Regions from separate parts of the Homo sapiens genome. Here region 1 is linked to region 2. A link is an interaction called in ENCODE POLR2A ChIA-PET data of the cell type or tissue named here. Cell type or tissue: OCI-LY7. All regions are shown on one strand. Links, peaks and the distances in the headings refer to the core of each region. The heading gives the core; the rest is flanking DNA. Region 1 overlaps FAM20B (FAM20B glycosaminoglycan xylosylkinase). Region 2 overlaps ABL2 (ABL proto-oncogene 2, non-receptor tyrosine kinase).

The links. Peaks named below come from ENCODE experiments on the same cell type or tissue, not always from the same donor. Only the 100,000 strongest peaks of a DNase experiment are listed, where the experiment ranks them.
Region 1: POLR2A ChIA-PET joins it to region 2 with 5 read pairs; 3 of 35 experiments call an interaction of 5 or more read pairs at or near these places.

The regions. Positions count from the first base shown.
Region 1 is chr1:179,037,184-179,040,103 of GRCh38, forward strand. All of the region lies in intron 1 of FAM20B (FAM20B glycosaminoglycan xylosylkinase), which reads left to right. Among named protein-coding and RNA genes, the nearest start is that of FAM20B, 13 kb to the left of the region's middle. In OCI-LY7, for the core only: no CTCF peak of the experiment used is centred there; DNase peaks (open chromatin) are centred at 1,728 and 2,008; H3K4me3 peaks cover 628 bases; H3K27ac peaks cover 1,851 bases.
Region 2 is chr1:179,195,280-179,198,199 of GRCh38, forward strand. All of the region lies in intron 1 of ABL2 (ABL proto-oncogene 2, non-receptor tyrosine kinase), which reads right to left. It also overlaps the pseudogene LOC124900432. Among named protein-coding and RNA genes, the nearest start is that of ABL2, 33 kb to the right of the region's middle. In OCI-LY7, for the core only: no CTCF peak of the experiment used is centred there; no DNase peak of the experiment used is centred there.

The DNA.
Region 1 (2,920 bases), core at 289-2,788, 160 kb before region 2:
AACCTGGAGGCTCAGGCATCAGTTCTTTCTGTGGTCCAAAAGAAGGTGATGAGCACTGAAGTTGGTGGCTGTGGAAATGAAAGACGGCTGTAAAGAACAATGACAAATTGCACTCTTACTCATTCCACCAGGATGTGGTGACTGTAATCACAAACATGAAAACTTGTTTAGTCTCTTTTTTTTTAACCTGCCCTCACTTAGAATCTGCAGAAGGAAATAGTGAAATAATAGAACCCTTCAGTTCCCTTAATATGAATTTATTTCTTGTTTGCTTGCTTGCTTTCTGTATGTCGGTCTTTTTTTTTTTTTTTTTTTTTGTGAGACGGAGCCTCACTCTGTCGCTCAGGCTGGAGTGCAATGGCACGATCTCAGCTCACTGCAACCTCTCCCTCCCAGGTTCAAGCTATTGTCTCCTGCCTCAGCCTCCTGAGTAGCTGGGATTACAGGTGCCCACCACCACGCCCAGCTAATTTTTGTATTTTTCATAGAGATGGGGTTTCGCCGTGTTGTCCAGGCTGGTCTTGAACTCCTGACCTCAGGTGATCTGCCTGCCTCGGCCTCCCAAAGTGTTGGGATTACAGGCGTGAGGCACTGTCCCCAGCCAGTTCCCTTAATGTAAATTTCTAACCTAGCTGAGTGAGTGAATTGTTTATGGCCCTGAATTGATGAATGTGTTCGTCTGAGGCCGCTTCAAAAGGAGAAGTTTTGAAATAAGTTTCAAAACTTAAAAGGACACAAACTTGGATTGTGGGATTGGACCGTTTTTCTTATCTGAATTTTGGAACTGTTAGAACTTCTTATTGCATTGATGATAAAAACAAAACAAAAAACCACAGCTCTAACCTTTGTGCAAAATGTTTGGATGTGATATATTTATATAGCACGAGGGGGAGGATTTTCTTCATTCTAAATGAATGAGCAATACGATTAAAAGTTTATGGGTTGGTCGGGACAGTGGCTCATGCCTGTAATCCCAGCACTTTGGGAGGCTGAGTCTGGCAGATCACCTGAGGTCAGGAGTTCAAGACCAGCCTGACCAACATGGAGAAACCCTGTCTCTACTAAAAATGCAAAAGCCTTAGCTGGGCGTGGTGGCGCATGCCTGTAATCCCAGCTACTTGGGAGGCTGAGGCAGGAGAATCGCTTGAACCCAGGAAGCAGAGGTTGTGGTGAGCCGAGATTGCTCCATGGCATTCCAGCCTGGGCAACACAAGCGAAACTGCATCTCAAAAAAAAAAAAAAAGAAAAAAGTTTATGGGTTAACCAGACTTTAGTCCTGAAGGATGTTCTGTAGAAAGTAAAAGCCTATGAAGCTGACCCCTTTGTGCCAGAATTGTATTGCATTTGTAGCTAGTGGCATCTGGAGATGCTGAAGAAGTGATTGTCAATACAACTAGATTTCCATATTGCCTTTTATCTCTGCAGCCTGAGAAGTGTACTGTTGAACAAGCACTTGAAAATGTTGTGTGGTTTAGGTTGCATTAGAACTAGCAAAAATCTCTGAAATCTTCTCTGCTAGCACTGCTGTTATCAGTAATCACAGGGAACTGTTTTACTGAGTTCCACACCAAACTTGATACCATCACAATTACATTTTAGATGCACTTGAATTGCCTTTGTTTCAGCTAATAGTGTTGTGTACCCTGGGAGATGATGATGAAACAAAACAGGTGGCAGGGAATAATTAGAATTTGAAATTAACTCTCACTTTCTGCTTCCTTCATGAACAGAAAAGGAGTGGTTAATCACTGAGAATAAACTTCATTCAGCTGGCCCACTGCAAAGTGTTGCCCTCAGAATACATTGCTCTGATAAGCTGCTTTTGATTGTTTCCAGTTGTTATTAAGGGAGCAGTATCACGTTTAAGTGGGAGTGTCTTAGCCTGAATCATTTGCTCTATTTTTTTGTATTGGTTTTATTTTTTGGATTAATGGTTTGAGTTGTTAAATGAATTGGAGAGTGAAGCAACATCCTGTTATCTTCTTGTCATCTTTGTCTTACCTCAGTGCTGTGCTGTCTGCAGGCATAGAGCAGAGCAAGCCTGTGCATGTTTTTAAATGGCCTTATGGAGTAGAAAGCAACCTCTCAGGATGCAAGTGAGACGGAATTGTATGTTCTTGACACCCTTGCAAAAATCTTGTATTTGGAGCCTTTTAACTTAAGAATTGCCCAGAGTGTGGTCAGCCCCATGCTAGAAGGAGCAGTTCTTTATGTCTGTGACATGAATATCCTTGTTATATGCTTGACCATTCCAGACGTAGTAGTGCTGCCATAGTACCAGGCTTTATTAGTTTTCTGGTTATATTCTGCTAATAGCTAGATGGTATGGGCATATTTTTTTCCCTTTACTTAATGTACCCAGTTTTGATTATCCATGGTTTGCAGGTATTTTAATTTTGAAAAATAATTGGCGAAGGACTAAGTAGAAATATGTGTCTGGGGTTGTATTTAAATACATGAGCAGCAGATATGACACGTCCAGGATCGCTGAATACTTGGACTCAGAGACAGCTATTACTCTCCTCTGCACCCTGTGGCATTTTATTTATTTATTTATTATTTTTTTTTATTGATCATTCTTGGGTGTTTCTTGCAGAGGGGGATTTGGCAGGGTCATAGGACAATAGTGGAGGGAAGGTCAGCAGATAAACAAGTGAACAAAGGTCTCTGGTTTTCCTAGGCAGAGGACCCTGCGGCCTTCCGCAGTGTTTGTGTCCCTGGGTACTTGAGATTAGGGAGTGGTGATGACTCTTAACGAGCATGCTGCCTTCAAACATCTGTTTAACAAAGCACATCTTGCACCGCCCTTAATCCATTTAACCCTGAGTGGACACAGCACATGTTTCAGAGAGCACAGGGATGGGGGCAAGGTCACAGATCAACAGGATCCCAAGGCAGAAGAACTTTTCTTAGCACAGAA
Region 2 (2,920 bases), core at 268-2,767:
TCTGTCTCAAAAAAAACAAAAAACAAAAAAACAGTGAGATACCACATCACAGCCATTAGGATGGCTATTACTAAAACACACACGAACACAGAAAATAACAAATGTTGGTGAGGGTATGGAGAAACTAGAACCCTTGTGCATTATTGGTGGGAATATAAAATGGTAAAGCCACTATGGAAGACAGTATGGTGGTTCCTCAGAAAAATTAAACATAGAATTACTGTATGATCCAACAATTTCACTTCTGTATATATATATTCAAAAGAATTGAAAGCAGGAACTCAGATATACTTGCATGCCCATGTTCACTGCAGCATTAGTCACAATAGCCAAAAAGTGGAAGCAATCAAAGTAGTCCATAAAGAGATGAGTGGATAAAGAAAATGGGCTACATACACACCATTAAATATCATTCAGCCCTTAAATAAAAAAAAAGAAATTCTCCTGCACGTTACAACACAGATGTACCTTGAAGATTAAGTTAAATGAAATGAGCCAGTTACAAAAGGGCAAATACTATATGATTCCATTTATATGAGGAACCTAGAGTAGTCAAACTCATAAAGGCAGAAAGTAAAATGTGGTTGCCAAGGGCTAGAGGAAATTATAAAACGGGGAATTATAATTTAACAGATGCAGAGCTTCAGTCTGGAAGAAGAAAAGAGTTCTGGAGATGGATGGTGGTCATGTATGGTTATATGGTAGTGATGGATGGTTACACAACAGTATGAAAAGAGCAATGGCTCACGCTTGTAATCCTAGCACTTTGGCAGGCCGAGGTGGACGGATCACTTGAGGCCAGGAGTTCCTCCCCAAATCCAAGTTCCTAGATGCCAGCCAAGGGCCAACCTTGCAAGCAGACCTCGCTAAGCATATCAGTCTCAATCAGGCCTGCTATGTTAATTCTTTCTGCACAACTGAGATGTTCTCTTTGGAAATAACATGGTTTTTTGTCTTGTTTTTGGAGTTCTGTGTTTTTCTATTCAAAATGCACCCCCATTTCCTGTCACTTTAACTAAAATTACCTTATTGAAATTTGTATCTTTTTTGTAACTTATCAGCTACTTATGCCCAAGTTTTAAAACATTTACAAGCCACAAATATGGTGGATACACTATGGGATGATTAAATTATTTGTCTGTACTTAAGTAGAATACCTATGAGAAAAATCCCTTTAAGATTTAAAGATGGTAATCCAAGGTGATTCCTTCTCCAAGGGGGACATCCAGTGACCCTCTCAGGAAGTAGCAACTTGGAATAGAATAGTCCAGGAGTTCCAGGACCAGCCTGGCCAATATGGCGAAACCCCATCTATACTAGAAATACAAAAACTAGCCGGGTGTGGTGGCAGGTGCCTGTAATCCCAGCTACTCGGGAGGCTGAGGCAGGAGAATCGCTTGAACCCAGGAGGTAGAGGTTGCAGTGAGCCAAGATCAGCACCACTGCACTCCAGCCTGGGCAACAAGAGTGAAACTCAGTCTTAAAAAACAAACAAACAAAAAAAAACAAAAAAAAAAACCCCACTGACCTGTACATTTTCAAATGGTTAAAATGGTAAATTTTATGTTACATGTATTTTACCACAATTTTTTTATAAGACCAGATTTTAAAGAGAATCAAACAGAACCTGCAGAAATAAAAGACATAATAATTGAAATTAGTTCAATGGATGAATCAAATAGCAGATTAGCTCAGCTAAAGATGACTGTGAATACACAAAATGTAGCATGGTGATACAAAAATTGAATATATCAAACAGAAGTTATGCAACATGAGGACAGAATAGAATGTCCAACATATCTAAATACCATTCAAGAGGGAAAGAAAAGAAAAATGAGAACGAGGCAATATTTGAAGATATAATTGCTGAGACTTTTCCAAAAACTGCTGTAGTTTCTGGAAGCACAAAAAATTGCTAGTAGGATAATAAGAAATCTATACCTAGTCACTTTCCAGTGAAAATGCAAGACACTAAAGACAAAAAAAAAAATTTAACCACCAGATAGAAATGACAGATTGTCTACAGAAAGGACAATTATACTGACAGTTTCTCAATAGCAACAATGGCACCCAAGGGATAATAAAAAATATATATTGAAAAAGCTAAAGAGCAAATCAAATACTCTTCAAGGCTGTACAACTAAACCTGCTATGACTTTGAGGGCCCTTTTACCCCCACCAAAAGACTATAAACTCAATTCACCAATACATTATAGTTAACTAATTCTTAACCAGGGAGGGTGTCTGATTTTCTTCCAGAATACACCTGCTTGGTTCAAAAAAAAAAAAAAAAAATTAAAAAAAAAAGGCCGGGTGAGGTGGCTCACGCCTGTAATCCCAACACTTTGGGAGGCCAAGGAGGGTGGATCACCTGAGGTCAGGAGTTTGAGACTACCTTGATCAATATGGTGAAATCCTGTCTCTACTAAAAATACAAAAATTAACCAGGCGTGGTGGCATGTGACTGTAGTCCCAGCTAATCGGGAGGCTAAGACAGGAGAATTGCTTAAACCCAGGAGGTAGAGGCTGCAGTGAGCTGAGATCACGCCACTGCATTCCAGCCTGGGTGACAAGAACGAAACTGTCTCAAAAAAAAAAAAAAAATTGTTTTCTGCTGGGCACAGTGGCTCACACCTATAATCCTAGCACTTTAGGAGGCTGAGGCGGGCGGATCACTTGAGTCCAGGAATTCAAGAGAAGCCTGGGAAACATGGTGAAACCATGTCTCTACTAAAAATATAAAAATTAGCTGGCGTGGTGGCACACGTCTATAGTCCCGGCTACTTGACAGGCTGAAGTGCGACGGTCCCCTGAGCCTGAGGAGGTCAAAGCTGCAACGAGTTGTGCCACGCCACTGCACTCCAGCCTGGATGACAGAGTGAAACCCTGTGCCAAAAAAAAAAAAAAAAAAGTTTTCCAG